Regions from separate parts of the Homo sapiens genome. Here region 2 is linked to region 1. A link is a loop called in an ENCODE intact Hi-C map of the cell type or tissue named here. Cell type or tissue: endothelial cell of umbilical vein. All regions are shown on one strand.

Region 1 (8,000 bases):
TCTCCTGCCTCAGCCTCCCGACTAGCTGGGATTACAGGTGTGCGCCATCATGCCTGGCTAATATTTGTATTTTTAGTAGAGACGGGGTTTCACCATGTTGGCTAGACTAGTCTCGAACTCCTGACCTTAGGTGATCTGCCTGCCTCAGCCTCCCAAAGTGCTGGGATTACAGGTGTGAGCCACTGTGCCCGGCCGTATTCTTCCATTTTTAAGATTTGAGGCCCTTCTCTTAATTTCAAAGGGAAATGACTAAGAGGTATAACTCAGGAAAGACGAGCTGAATGTTAAGGGACAAGAAACGTCAGACTCCAGAGTATCCACAATGCTTCCAGACTGATTCTAAGTCCAGTCACATTTCTGTTAAGAGTGATCTAACAAGAAGCCAACAAATTATCTAGTCTAGAATCAGGGCTTCAACTGGACAGACCATTCAATACATTGAATATATGTGTGTGTGTATATATATGTGTGTGTGTATATATATATATATATACACATATATATATATACTTTTTTTTTTTTTGAGACAGAGTCTCACTCTGTCACCCAGGCTGGAGTGCAATGGCACGATCTTGGCTCACTGCAACCTCCACCTCCAGGGTTCAAGCAATTCTCCTGCCTCAGCCTCCCAAGTAGCTGGGATTACAGGCATGCGCCACCAAGTCCGGCTCATTGCCTGGCTAATTTTGTATTTTTAATAGGGACAGGGTTTTGTCATGTTGGCCAGGCTTGTCTCAAACTCCTGACCTCAAGTCATCCTCCCGCCTCATCCTCCCAACGTGCTGAGATTATAGGTGTGAGCCACCATGCCCAGCCACATTGAGTATATTTTAATGTATATTTAATATATTCCTTTTCAGAACTTACCTAGATTTAGAAATTTTAAAAAGATGCTCTCAAAAGGCATATGAAGACTATCTCTGCTAATTTATACAGAGACAGTCTCTAGAAAGATGTAAACCACTAGTACCCAGGGTTGCCTCCGTTGAGAGGAACTGGGTGCCTGGGGAATGGAGGCGAAGAGAGTATGGAGTTTTTTCCATTTGTATGAACCTTTTGACTTTTGTACTGTGTGTATGTATTACCTACTCAAAAGTAAGTAATTTTTTTTTTCTTTGAGATGGAGTCTCGCTCTGTTGCCCAGGCTGGAGTGCAATGGCGTGATCTTGGCTCACTGCAACTTCCACCTCCCGGGTTAAAGAGATTCTTCTACCTCAGCCTCCCTAGTAGCTGGGATTATAGGAGTGTGCCACCACCATGACCAGCTAATTTTTGTATTTTTAGTACAGATGGGGTTTCACCATGTTGGCCAGGCTGGTCTTGAACTCCTGACCTCTGGTCATCCACCTGCCTCGGTCTCCCAAAATGCTGGGATTACAGGCTTCAACCACCGTGCCTAGCAAAAATAGGCAATTTTAAAATTATATGTGAAGAAAAATCTGTAAATGTTTTTGTCATAACCCCCCACCCCCAACCCACCACCACCATTTTTTTCCTGTAAAAATTTTTTCAAGGCCTGAGGAAAATGATGAATTAAACTTTTCCTGACAGGAAAGACAACATCTGAAAATTCTGCCTGATAGATAGAGAGAAGCATCCTGGCAAGAGACACGGAGCTGACAGACGAAGAGATGCACGTCTGACAGAATTGGGACTATTCACCCAAAGTGAGACAAAGTGAAATGCCAAGCACATTGAGAATCTCTTCCTTCTTACTGTCAACGGATTCACCTAATCAAAGCACTTTTAGTCACTGCATCCAATTTCCATCCTCATCCAACACATGGTGGGGTCTTTTTCTCGTTTCTTCTGAGTTGACACACACAAAACCCAAGAGTCCCACTTTTGGCGAGGAACGTGTTGCTGTCAGCTTGCATTTGTTACCGCACATTGGTTCCCCGTGTCCCAGTAATGACCCCCTGTAAAGGCCACTGGGCAAGAGAATTGCAAGATCGAGCGAGGCGGCGGGAATTACAGGAAAGGATTAACGGCAGAACAGCCTGTTGCGACAGCGAAAAACAGCCCGAGGACAGGGGCGTGCTCCCATCTGACAGGCGGAAGTGTGCCAGGGTTTATGTATTAGGTCACAGCAAGAAAGCTATTTTTGCTGTGCCCTCTGACCTTCTGTAGAAGGTGAGCCCCAAGATGCCTATGATACACACCAGACTTTTGCAGGCTGCCCTGACTCAAGAGGGAAGAGCAGATGCTGACTAGTGCAGGGTCCTGTAGAGTTTGGGAATCCACCATTCACAACAGGATGAAAGGATTTTCATGGGTGTTGCCATCTGCTGGGTATGTGTGTTGGCAGCGGGGAGTCATTTACTAAGCAGATGCAGCCTTTCTGTTCCTCCTTCCTCAAACTCCAATTTAAAAAATAGCTAGTCCGGGCACAATGGCTCATGCCTGTAATCCCAGCACTTTGGGAGGCCAAAATGGGAGGATCTCTTGAGCTCAGGAATTTGAGACCAGCCCGGGCAACATAACGAAATCCTGTCTCTACAAAAAATACAAAGATTAGTTGCGTGTGGTTGTGAGCACCTGTAGTCCCAGCTACTTGGGGGACTGAGGTGGAAGGATCACTTGAGCCCAAGAGGTTGAGGCTGCAGTGAGCTGTGACTGCACCACCGCTCTCCAGCCTGGGCAACAGAGTGAGACCCTGTCTCAAAAAAAAAAAAATAAAAAAAATCTAATGGCCAAGTAGGCTTTAGAATTCTAAAAAGCTAGCAACGAAAGGAAACATGGTGCTATTGGCAGAGATTTGAAGTAGCAGTGGTCTCCCACAAAAGTGCTATGATGTACAGAGACTTAGAGGAGTCGCAGTGTAACCCTGGTTAAAGAGATTGGGAAGGTTCCATGGAAGAGGGGCTGAGCATTGTTCAATTTGTTGAGTAAACCCAAAAAGCAGTGCACTGAGATCAGGCCAAGCTAGAGATATCTCTGTGGCAAACACTGAACACTTTTATCACCCCCTTACATTTGGTAGAAGATTGTTGGAATCACCACTCTCCACAAACAGTCAGAAAAACTGGAACCAGATGGCATCTCTAAAAAAATGTGGCCCACAGCCATAAATGTGTGACTTGCATTCTCTTTCAGAACAAGAAAAGATGATGTAGATACTGCTGGTTTGGACTGGCTCAGAGAGAAAAGAAACAAATAGATGGGAGTACGTGCCAAGGGTCACTGATGCTTCCAGAGGGCAGTGGCCTCGGCTGTCTTACTCAAGGCTGAATTCTTAGCCCCTACAAGACTCATGCCTGGCATGTAACAAGTGCACAGCCAGTTTTCCTCCAATGAATGAGGGGCTTTCTCAGAATAAAGTTTTTGTAATCAGAGACCAAGACAGCCACTGATTCTCTGCAGCCTTGAAGTCTGTCTTTTCTGAATATCCAGACAGAGGACAAGTCTTGATTATAACGATCATTAGCCTAGAGTACTGCCCAGTTCTGAACTCAAGGATAAGAATCCCCTCCAAGCTCCTGCCAGGCTGTCTCCACACTCTGACATCACATCCTGCCTCTTTGATTAGGTTTCACAGTGAATTTTGCCCCTCCCAAACACACTTTGTTAATCTTTTTTAGGTCTGGGAATTCAGCCAAAAATTCCTGAAGGATGAATTCCTTTTCCTCGGTGAGGTTGACATTTGAGCACACATCGCCCTCTTGTGTCTACGACACATTTGGCAACGTAGTTTCCAGCACCTGCTAATGCACACAGCAAATTGAAGCCTTGTTAACATCCCTTAAGCCTGCAGACCTCGGTACAAGGCGGAGGGAGAACAAACGCACCAATTTTCCCAGAATAGTCAAGAACATCCAGAAGAATCCAGAATTTGTGAAGATGGTACTGGTAACTACCCAACCCAGAGCTTTGAAAGTTAAAAAATGTATAAGGTACCATAAAATTCATATTCAAGAGCTCACAGTCAGAAAATGTTTACCTTCTAAAAGAGCTGGACATTTTCCATAAACCGAAAGTTGGACTATACAGTAGATACATGAAGATGTCCTCCTAGCATTTTCATATTTGACCTATTGACTTTTGAATCACCATTCATATCCTCTTTGATGTTGCCCATCCACACACCCACACCCACATAAGCCATGTGTGTAAATATGCCCATCTGCAGGTTTTCTGTTCTTAATGACAATTTCAGACTGCTCGGCTTGCTCCTACACCTTCTTATGGAGATACAAGAACTTTGGATCTCTGGCCCCCCTCAGTCCTCGCTCCTCCATCCCTGTAAGCAGGTGCAAGGCGTGTTTCTGGCACAGTCCACCAAACTCCTGAATCTGAAGCTCCCACAGTCACTGACCCAAGTGTGGCCTGGATGAGACTGGTGGCCCAAGCCTCTATTATGCTGTTTTTTTTGTTGTTGTTGTTATTTGTTTGTTTGTTTTGAAATGGAGTCTTGCTCTGTCACCCAGGCTGGAGGCCAGTGGCGCAATCTCGGCTCACTGCAGCCTCTGCCTCCAGGGTTCAAGCAATTCTCCTGCCTCAGCCTCCCTAGTAGCTGGGACTACAGGCGTGCGCCACCACACTCGGCTAATTTTTGTATTGTTTGTAGAGACGGGGTTTCACCATGTTGGCCAGGATGGTCTTGATCTCCTGACCTCATGATCCGCCCGCCTTGGCCTCCCAAAGTGCTGGGATTTCAGGCATGAGCCACCATGCCCAGCCTTATACTGGTTTTTACAGCAAAGAGACTAGAATAAAAGATACTTTCACATTGACACTATAAAAATCGTCCTTTGAACACTTAGTTATGTATTGTTCTGGGTTAGGTAGTATAGATAAAGACATACTTTGCCCAGTAGGAAGGGACTCCCTTCATCTACGTACATTTTATGCCTCTATCTCTCATACAGGTGGACCTTACCTTCCGAAAACTGCTATCAGGGCCTCTGCAGGAGGCCCTGGCTGTGATAAATGTGCATCTGTAGAGTGCACAACCTGAACATCCTTACCAAGCAGCCCTGACCAATATCTTCCTGCCTAAAGAGTGCCAATGCTGAGAGTATGCCTTTAAAACCCCATTTTGGCCATTTCTCAAGAAGTAAGTGAGACTTGTACTTCCCTATCTCCCCTTAAGGGGAGTCCCCAGTGCATTAGTGGTAGAGCTCTCCCTAAGGACTTTTGTGTGCGTCTCCACCCTCTGTTCTTCTAGGTGCATCCTGTTTTTAATGGGGCATAATCTCTTACCTCAAAAGAGCAAAGCTCCACTGGCAAACCTCTAGACCACATTAGTGATCAGCAAGTAAGGGGGACATTTGGTGCAGCATCACATTTCTGACATCCCTTCATGCTTTTTATGTCTGACTCTGTCATCTCTGCTAAAAGAAGCCTCTCTTTTTATTTCCTTTTTTTCTTCTAGTTTTTTTTTTTGTTTTTTTTTTTTTTTTGTAGACAGGGCCTAGTGGTCTTCCTAGGCTGGTCTCAAACTTCTGGACTCAAGGGATATTCCCACCTCAGCCTCCCAAACTGTTGGGATTACAGGCGTGAGCCATTGGGCCCGGTCCTCTTTTTTTTTTTTTTTTTTTTTCTGAGACGGAGTCTGGCTCTGCCGCCCAGGCTGGAGTGTGGTGGCGCAATCTCGGCTCACTGCAGGCTCCGCCTCCCTGGTTCACACCGTTCTCCTGCCTCACCCGCCCGAGTAGCTGGGACTACAGGCTCCCACCACCACGCCCGGCTAATTTTTTGTATTTTTAGTAGAGACGGGGTTTCACTGTGTTAGCCAGGATGGTCTTGATCTCCTGACCTCGTGATCCGCCCGCCTTGGCCTCCCAAAGTGCTAGGATTATAGGCATGAGCCACTGCGCCCGGCTCCGGCCCTCTTTTTTCTTCTCTTATTCCAATATCACACACCAAAGAAGACTCGGTCCAGCAGCAGGAAATAAATCTGACCCTTGCCTCTAAGGTCTTTCTTTGATCGCAGCAGTGTTCATCTTTGTCTAACTGTAGCATAGGAGGAATATGATTTGCTCTGACCTAAATTATTTTCATACATTTTTTTTCTGATTTCCCATTAAATTGAGGCTAAGGGTAAAGGTCAGGGCCCTCTTGGTTTCTTGGTTTTGGATTGTAAAAGAGATTAGATTAAAAACATAAAATCTAGGCCAGGTGCGGTGACTCACGCCTGTAATTCCAGCACTTTGGGAGGCCGAGGCGGGCAGATCACCAGGTCAGGAGATCAAGACCATCCTGGCTAACACGGTGAAACCCCATCTCTACTAAAAATACAAAAAATTAGCCGGGCGTGGTGGCGGGCGCCTGTAGTCCCAGCTGCTCGGGAGGCTGAGGCAGGAGAATGGCGTGAACCCGGGAGGCGGAGCTTGCAGTGAGCCGAGATTGCGCCACTGCACACCAGCCTGGGCGACAGAGCGAGACTCCTTATCAAAAAAACAAACAAACAAACAAAAAACCCATAAAATCTCACTGAGTTGTCTCTCCAGGCTAGTTCCTACATTGTGAAGCACCCAATTGGATCAGTGTGATTGGCGTTTCCGAGTGATTCCGAAGACACTTCCCTTTGTCTGGGGCATGAGAATGGGTTCTTCTTGGGTGGATAGAGAAGTCTAAACATAACCGGCCGTCACTTGCTTCCACTCTAGTCTGGATCCTGTCACAACACCAAAACTAAATCCAGTCCAAACTGACCTGCCCTCCACCCCCTTCCTGGGTTTCCTCCCACTACTCTGGCTCACCTCTTGTGACTCCAGAAGAGGCTCCTCCTCCTTGTTCGTTTTCTGGGTCCCAGGGCCAACCTTCCAACAGCCTATTTGACATCTCCATGTAGATGACTCACAGGTACTTCCAATTCTGTAGATGACTCACAGGCACTTCCAATTCAACCTGACTGAACCTTTTAAAAATATATATTTATTTCTTTATTTATTTTGAGATGGAGTTTTGCTCTTGTCACCCAGGCTGGAGTACAGTGGCACGGTCTCAGCTCACTGCAACCTCTGCCTTCCAGGTTCAAGCGATTCTCCTGCCTCAGCCTCCCAAGTAGCTGGGATTACAGGTGCCTGCCACCACGCCCGGCTAATTTTTGTAATTTTAGTAGAGACGGGGTTTCACCACTTTGGCCAGCCTGGTCTCGAACTCTTGACCTCAAGTGATTCGCCTGCCTCAGCCTCCCAAAGTGCTGGGATTACAGACGTGAGCCACCGTGCCCGGCTGACCTGATTGAACCTTAAGCTACAACCTTGCTTCAACCCAAACAACCCAGCAACCAAGCTGCTCCTCTAACCACCTGGTCACTCAGACCAGAACCTGGAGCAATTTTTTATTGTTCCCCTCCCTCACTTTCCTTATCCAATCAATTGTTAAGTCCTTTCTAAATATATGTCAAATCCATCACTTCTTTCTGAAACCACCTTTGCAAAATTAAGACTGAGACAGTGAAGGAGATCTAAGTTAACCAACTCCATCTTGCTTCTAACCTCCAAGCTGTCCTTGTTCATTCCTGGGCATAGGCTGAACTAACTTTGGGAGAAATTTAGTTTATAGCTTCAACAAAGATGGTAACAGCTCTTTCCCAAAACAGACCTCCTCCTTGTCCAGGGACTAGACTGCCTTGTGGGACTAACATTAGCCACAAGATTAGAAATTATGGTTTAGGAGTCATGAAGCTGGAGGCTAAACTGCTCCTAGGATCAGTTCTTGAAATATTTTGCAGACCTGTACTTGATGGATCAGCTGGCACCATCCAGATCAATAAACTGGCTCATCTGATCTGGACCCCCCACCTAGGAACTGACTCAGCGCAAGAAGACAGCTTCGACTCTCTATGATTTCATTCCTGACCAATCAGTACTCCTGGCTCACTGGCTTCCTCCCACCCACCAAGTTATCCTTAAAAATTCTGCTTCCCGAATGCTAGGGGAGACTGATTTGAGTAATAATAAAACTCTAATCTCCTGCTCAGCCGGCTTTGCGTGAATTACTGTTTATCTATTGCAATTCACCTGTCTTGATGAATTAGCTCTATCTAGGCA
Region 2 (8,000 bases), 480 kb before region 1:
TCAAGCCCAGAGTCAGGGTTGGAGCTTTGTTGCCTGACAGCTTCTAGCTGCAGCTCTTTCAGGCTGTACCTTGGCATTCCAGGCCAGGGCTGCCTCTTCTCTGGTGGCTCTCCGTCCACAGCTGAGCAGGGGCAGAGCAAGAGCCTGGCCGTTTCTCCCTGTGAGGCACTCCTCTAGCTGGCAAGTTTTGCTCCTGAGCTCTTCCAGATTGGCAGAGATTCTGTTGTCCCGCCTTCTTCATCGAGGTCAGATGGCTCCTCCCGCCTGATCCTGCTTCTGCTTCATGCCCTGGACTGTCACAAGTGTCACTGCCCAATAAACCTTTGACTCACCCACTTCTGTCTCAGTATCCAATTCCCATGAATGTGGCCCCTGATAAGTATCCCCCTCTTCACCTCATCAACAAACATTAAGCTCCAGTTTTGTGCAAGGCACCGAGCTAGGAACCTGCTCATTCAATTGACATTTATTGAGTTGGTACTATTGCTTTAGCACTGGGTGTGTAAAAGATATGGTCCCAGCTCTCAAGAAACATAATCTATTAGATTAGGAGTGAATATTTTGAACAAAAATGAACCAGGAACCATCCATAATAATAACTTGGATAAACCCTGAGATATTTCATTGTCAAAAAGATAATTAATTTCATAACAATTAAAAGGGTAAAAATGCCCCTTTGAAACGTTTTCAACAACTTATATAAAAACAGATTTCCTCGCAAGATCCAAATTAACCAGATAATCTACACGCTCCAACCCTGTAGGATTTTCATGCAATAATTCCAGCATGTCATCTATGGTGCCAGTGTTTTTACAGGCACAATACTTCCAGATTCTTGCACAAAACTAGAAATAAAATTCACACTTTTTTGAGACATTTATTTACTTTCTCATATCACCAAAAGGTCATGTTTATGAGTGGCTATGCCTTATATCTCCTCAGGAAAGCACAGCACGATTGAGTGACTATAGTTAATATGAAGACTTTCAAAGTGTTGAGTGCCTGGATTCACAGCCCACAAGTCCTTTTTGAAATCACCTAATAATTCATACTTCTTAGATATAAAAATCTGTGGTTTTGCAGAATGTCTAGCTGGAGGTTATTCTCTCATATAGAAGCTTATCTGTACCACTTGTGTGATGTTCTATGTTGTACAAGTTGTTTCTCAAACTAGACAAAAAGCCTATCAAGTGTAGGGATTATGAGTAATATCTTTATAGCCTCTTATAGAATCTAACCCAGATTAGATTCTTACATATGTGTTGAAGGTACATATACATAATTGCTGACTAAATAAACAAATGTCTCACAAAGAAACTTCCTGCATGCTAGCATCATCAAACAAATCAATAACATGTTCCATTTACAAAAATCACAGGTTGGGTTTGATATTAGGCCTCATCTTTTCTGAAAATAACAAAGATTGTTGTATTCAATGAAACTATCTGTGCCACTGTTCATTCTTTGATTTTAAAAAAATATCAATTGACTACCTTCTTTGTGCCAAGCACCCGAAATAAGACTTGGACCCTACATAGACCATCATCCTCTGAGCCATGCCCCAGCCCCACCCTAGACACGTGCTCCCAGAAACATCAAACCTCTCAAGTGGCAGCAACTCCAGGATTAAGAGAGCCCCTCTCTCATCAGTTACGGTGTCAAGTGGACTCATTATAAAACTAGAGAGCAGCCCATATAAGAAAGCTCCTTTTGCTTACGGTCTCAGGCCACAAACCTAAAACACAACATTTTTGTTTTGTTTCTTTTGTGATTTTCACCCATTGAGATTATTTTCACCTTATCTGAACTTAGGCTCTCACAGGATAATCACTAGTCTGACTCTCTCTTGAAGTAGGATGTTTGTTTGTTTGTTTGTTTGTTTACAAAGACAGAGTCTTGCTATTTTGTGTTGCCCGGGCTGGTCTCAAACTCCTAGCCTGAAGTGATCCTCCTGCCTCGATCTCCCAAGATGCTGGGATTACAGGTGTGAGCCACCACACTTGGCCTTGGCCTTGAAGTGGAGTTTTGTATGAGATTTCTTTTCTTTTTTTTTAAAGACAGAGTCTCACTTTGTCACCCATGTTGGAGTACAGCACCGCGATCTCAGCTCACTGCAACCTCTGCCTCCTGGGTTCAAGCAATTCTCCTCCCTTAGCCTCCTGAATAGCTGGGACTACAGGCATGCACCACCATGCCTGGCTAATTTTTGTATTTTTAGTAGAGACGGAGTTTCCTCATATTGGCCAGGCTGCTCTCGAACTCCTGACCTCAAGTGACCCTGCTGCCTCGGCCTCCTAAAGTGCTGAAATTACAAGTGTGAGCAACCACGCCCAGCTATTTGCATTAGATTTACTAAAGAGAATGAACTCTGGGTGTTATTACATCACAAGAGGTTTCCTCTGGGCTAATACCAAGCTTCAGTAATAGAGATTAGGTCTCCCTTTTCTGCCCCATGACAATTAATGAGGAGGAACATATGCAGTCAGCCCTATGAAGTATTTAATAAGAAAATAACAGGCTCAGTAATATTCTTAAAACTCAGTAACAAGTACTTCTCAAAAATGTAAAGGTCACTGGTTGGGCACAGAGAATCGCTTGAACTCAGGAGGCGGAGGATGCAATGAGCCGAGATCGAGCCACTGCACTCCAGACTGGGCAACAAGAGTGAAACTCTGTCTCAAAAAAAAAAAAAAAAGGAAAGAAAAAGAAAGAAATTAAGGTCAGCAAAAATAAGGGAAGTCTGAGAAACGGTCGCAGCTTAAGGAAGCTTAAGGACACATGATGGCTAAATGTCATGTAGGATTCTGGATGGAATCCTGGAACAGAAGAAAGGAATTAGGGAAAAACTAAGAAAAACTGAATAAAGTGGGCCTTAGCTAATAATTATGTATCATACTGGTTCATTAATCCTAATAAATGTACACCGCTAATCTGAGATGTTAACATCAGGGGAATCGGGGTGTGGAAACTCTACCTTCACGGCCTTTCTAAAATCATAAACTAAAAGGTTTATTTTTTTAAGACCTTAGAAAAAAAAGAAAAGAGTGATAACCCTTTTCCCACTTCCTCTTCATTCAGCAAGACCCTCAGATACAACTCCCTGAAACAAACAGAAACTAACACACCACAGAAGAACAATTTTTAAAACATAATGTATTATCTGCAGTTTATGCAGCTCATCCACACATCACTCTGTGTCAAGGCTTCCCAGTGAACATTTATTTGTTGAATCCTACAGCTTACTTACCTGGGACCAAGATCAAGCAAATCTATGGACTTAGTCTTTAATTCTCCATGTTTTTCATATTCCAACATAATTCCTATAGAAATAAACAAACATGTTATAAAACACTTACGATAACCACCTATGTCAAAAGTTAACCTACCTTGCCACAGTTTTTTCCATTTTTATTTTTAAAATTTTTAATTTTTTAACAAAAAATAAGCAGTGATATCTAGTTCCAAAACAAGATCATGTAGACAAACTTTTCCCTGGTCCTTCCCTCTAAATATAACTAAATACCCTTGAAATTGTCCAATAGACAATGAAAAAATAATAGAAAGTTGGATGGAAGAAGGTAGACTGGCTATAGGTTTCAGGGCTTGAGGAACGACTACATGGTGAGATTCCCGGATTTTCTTTTTATCACCGCATTCCACACCCCAAAACTAGGACAAGAGGGCCCTATTCCCTGACCCACAAATGGGGCCCCTGCAAGCAGTCTGATCCCCCAGTGGAAGCTTGGGGCTGTTCCAGTTCCCAGTGCACATTCTGGGCCCCAGCAGGCAGTTGGATCTGGCTGCAGCCCCATCAACAAAGTCCTGGGACCTCCCAGACCCCACTCCACAGCCAGGCCATTGGTGGACAGTCCTATCCACTTGCAAAAGGGGCAACGGTGACATCCAGGGATGTCTCAGACCTCATTCCACAACCAGGCACTGAGGCAGCCTCAGCAAAGCCCTGCGTTTCCCTGCCTTCCAGCCAGCAGCATAATCAGGCCGGGAAGTGACCAGGAAGGCCACTCAGTGACAGCAGGCCTACTAGGGAAGTACCTTCTGCGCCCTGCAGGTGGCGCCAGCAGTGACTGAGCAGGAGCCTTAGCAGTACCCGAAAAAACAAAGGACAGTAACATTGCAAGAGCCTAGGAAACTACAGACACCATTGTAACCAACGCCCGCAAAAGTAGCCCAAGAGCACATATGACAAATCTAAGCAGATTTCGCCAAATTAGAAGGTTTAGATAGGATCAAGGATCCCCGTAATAATCAAAACGTCTAGGATACAATTTTTTAAAAATCACCTATTATACCAAGGACAATCAACAAACACCAATACCAAGATGAATCAGAGGTTGGAATCATCTGACAAGGACTTTAAAGAAGATATTATAAAAATCCTTCAATAATCATTTACAATTTCACTTGAAACAAATGAAAAAATGGAAAATCCCAGAAAATATTTATTAAACCAAATGAGGATTATAGAATTGAAAAATATGATAATGAAAATAAAAAACTTGCTAAGCGAGTTCAAAAGTAGAGATGACAGAGAATAGAATCTGTGAACTTGAAGATGGATCCATAGAATATATTCCATCCGAACAGCCCAGCGCTAATAAAAACTGGACAGAGCCTCCTAACCACCTTACTCTACTGCCTCTGCCTGTGGATATAAACTAGTACATCTCAAAAATTTGGCTTCAGGATCACCTTACACTCTTAAAAATTATTTAGGACACCAAAGAGTTTTTGGTTTTTTTCCATATTAAAAACTAAAATTGAGAAATTTTTTAAATATTTATTAAGTTGTTTTAAAACAACAGTAATTCATAGCATGTTATTTTTATAAAGTTTTTGTAAAAATAACTATATTTTCTTGCCCCTAAAAAGAGTAAGAAGAGTAGCACTGTTTTATACTTTAACAAATCTCTAATATCTGGCTTAAGACAATGGATTCTCATCTCTGCTTCTGCATTCAAGCTTCTGCTAAATGTTTTAGACAAAGTATAAGAAAAGAATGTAGTCAGACACTGATACATAGTTGAAAAATGAAGGAGTATTATAATTGCCTTTTTATATCATTGTGAACATTTTTTGATATTAAAACTCAACAAATGGTAACTTCTTAAAATTAGTTGCAATATAGAATCTGAAACCATATTAGTGAATTTTCCATATACTTGCATTAAACCTCATTGGTCTATTTCACACTTTTGATGGATCTTTTATTCATGCATGGTCCATGCATAATCATGCACTGGACATTTGAAAAATACTGATCTACTAAGTTATGCATATATTGTAACTGTTGACATATTTCATCACACAATATCAGAAAGTAACATTTACCATTTTCACTACCAATTTTTATCATAAGAAAACTCTTACTGTTGGTAAGCTGTCAAGATTATGGTGGTAAACAAAAGTTTTCTGAACTTATACTTTTTGCTTGAAAGCTAAAATACATCACTAGCAAGAAATGCTGGTATTTTTGCTTGAAAGTTGTGGGCTCACATTCTTCATTTTCAAGAAAATGTCTGCCAAAATGTCTGAGTCTGAAAACCATGTTGTTTCTCAGTCACTCTTTCAAGTAAAAATGCTTTTCCATGAAAAAAAGTTGGTTCATCTCGTAATTCAAGCAACCACCTATATTTTCCTTAAGACAACTGTATTAGTTTGTTTTTATATTGCTATAAAGAACTGCCCAAGACTGGGTAATTTATAAAAGAAAGAGGTTTAATTGACTCACAGTTCCTCATGGCTGGGGAGGCCTCAGGAAACTTACAATCATGGTGGAAGGAAAGGAGGAAGCAAGGCACCTTCTTCACAAGGTGGCAGGAAGAGAATGAATGCAGGAGGAACTACCAAACAATTATAAAACCATCAGATCTTGTGAGAACTCACTCACTATCATGAGAACAGCATGGGGGAACCTCCCCCTGATCCAATTACCTCCACCTGGTCTCTCCCTAGACATGTGGGGATTGTGGGGATTATGGGAATTATAATTCAACATGAGATTTGGGTGAGGACACAAAGCCTAACCATATCAACAACTATCAGACTTCACTGTAGAGCAGAAGTGCTTTCTTAGTACTTCCTATTTCATCACCTGGAATACTCAAAATACATGCACTCCTATGTTAATATTTTGCTACATTAATAATTTTTACTGCTTCATCAAGGAAATCCTCAAGCAAAACTAGGTTGTTCTGTTGGGATTTTTTTGATGTTTTCCTATTGTGAGTGTGTGTCAGTGAAGAATAAATACAGTGACCACTATTAGAGTTTGGTGTCACTGCCTCGATTTGTAGTAAGGCACCAGCAGTTTCACCTTCCACTGCTTCTGCACCATTAGTGACAATGTCAGCACAGTGTAGAAAAGGAAGTAACATCTTATTGTTATTATGAAAAATAAGTTTGACCTTGAGACCCTGCTGAAAGTGTTCAAGGGTTCCCAGGAGTCCTCTACAGTTTGAGAATCACTGCTATAGACCATAGTTTGATATAACAGATATAATTCTAGCAGTATTTCAGATCAAGGGAAAATAGGAAATGTTGCCAAAACACTCTATTTACTTTTCAAAAGCACTGAGCCATTGAGAAAGAATGTGGCAGAGGCCAAGTGCAGTGGCTCACGCCTGTAATCCCACCACTTTGGGAGGCCAAGGCAGGTGGATCACTTGAGGTCAGGAGTTTGAGATCAGCCTGGCCAACATGCTGAAACACCGTCTCTAATAAAAATACAGAAATTAGCTGGCATGACGGCAGGCACCTGTAATCCAAGCTACTTGGGAGGCTGAGGAAGGAGAATCGCTTGAACCCAGGAGGTGGAGGTTCCAGTGAGACAAGATTGCACCACTGCACTCCAGCCTGGGCGACAGAGTGAAACTCTATCTCAAAAAAAAAAAAAAAAAAAAAAAAAAAGAATGTGGCAGAGTTAAAAAGTGTATACTTGGCATCAGATAGATCCTCAACCCCTTATTTATGTCACGATCTGGCAAATGTCAATTTTCTCATCTATGAACCTATAAGTTTGCTGGTTGAGATTAAATAAGATGTATATGAAGAACCTGGCATAAAGTCTCAATGAACAGTGCTTATTTTCTAGCTATTAATCAAATGATACCTTGTGGCATATGCTACATGGTCACCTTGTATTACTTAAATTGCATTTATGCCTTCTCTTTCCAGTGAGATTGTAACATCTTTGAAGAAGGAAACATATCCATGCTATATGCTTCCCTATATTCCCAAAAAGACCCTTCTCAGGGCAAGTCATGATTTAAGCACAGCAGGCCTGTGATTTGTGTTCAGGTTCAAGTACGAGCAACACATTCAGATCCCTCTCTGAATTCCATTTCTCTATCAGCAGTGCCTGCCGTTACCTAGTATCTTCATGATCTTTCAAAATGCTCTAGCAGTGCTTGCTGAATACATGAACTAATTGGTAGATGATGGGAAGACTGTCCTCAAATTGCTTAATGCATTGGACATTCTCTGTCCTTACAGCACGTGGCCTTTCAGAAATAATCAATACTATAAACAATATGTCCTCCTTCCTCAAATATACCCTCTTTGGGCTTTTTATAAAATCTCTTCTTTCTCTTTTTCCAATCACTTTGTTATTTTTTATTCTCCTTTGTCCTCTTTTGCCTGACCTTTAAACACTAAGCATCTTTAAACTTCAGGTCTACAGATTCTTCTCGTCTCACCTTACATTAAATTCATCGGTACCATGTCTTTAATTACCATCAACATGCTAAGTATTAATTGCAAATCTCCAGTCTATATCTCCTCTGAGTTCCAGATACATAGATGTCTCCCTATCACCTCAAAGAGTTCAGGATCTTCTCCTTCAACACTGCTTCTCCTCTGGAGTTTCCTGCTCAGTGTTGGACATCACTACCCACTCAGCTGCACAGCTATGATCTCTCAGAGGGAATTTTTCTCAACCCTGTCTTGCTGCGCGGATGTGCTGAAACCTAAACAGGTAATCT

What was found. Hi-C counts contacts between places; a loop is a spot of excess contacts. Peaks named below come from ENCODE experiments on the same cell type or tissue, not always from the same donor. Only the 100,000 strongest peaks of a DNase experiment are listed, where the experiment ranks them.
Region 2: it touches region 1 in a loop (11-fold over the local background); 10 of 110 quality-filtered maps call a loop at or near these places.

What each region holds. Positions count from the first base shown.
Region 1 is chr2:227,401,936-227,409,935 of GRCh38, reverse strand. No RefSeq gene overlaps it. Among named protein-coding and RNA genes, the nearest start is that of SCYGR1, 18 kb to the right of the region's middle. In endothelial cell of umbilical vein, a CTCF peak has its summit at 3,659 (motif pointing left); a DNase peak (open chromatin) is centred at 3,585; H3K27ac peaks cover 848 bases.
Region 2 is chr2:227,880,671-227,888,670 of GRCh38, reverse strand. DAW1 (dynein assembly factor with WD repeats 1) reads right to left here. Exons shown (of 13, transcript NM_178821.3): 2 at 3,248-3,320. Among named protein-coding and RNA genes, the nearest start is that of DAW1, 13 kb to the right of the region's middle. In endothelial cell of umbilical vein, a CTCF peak has its summit at 4,064 (motif pointing right); a DNase peak (open chromatin) is centred at 4,080.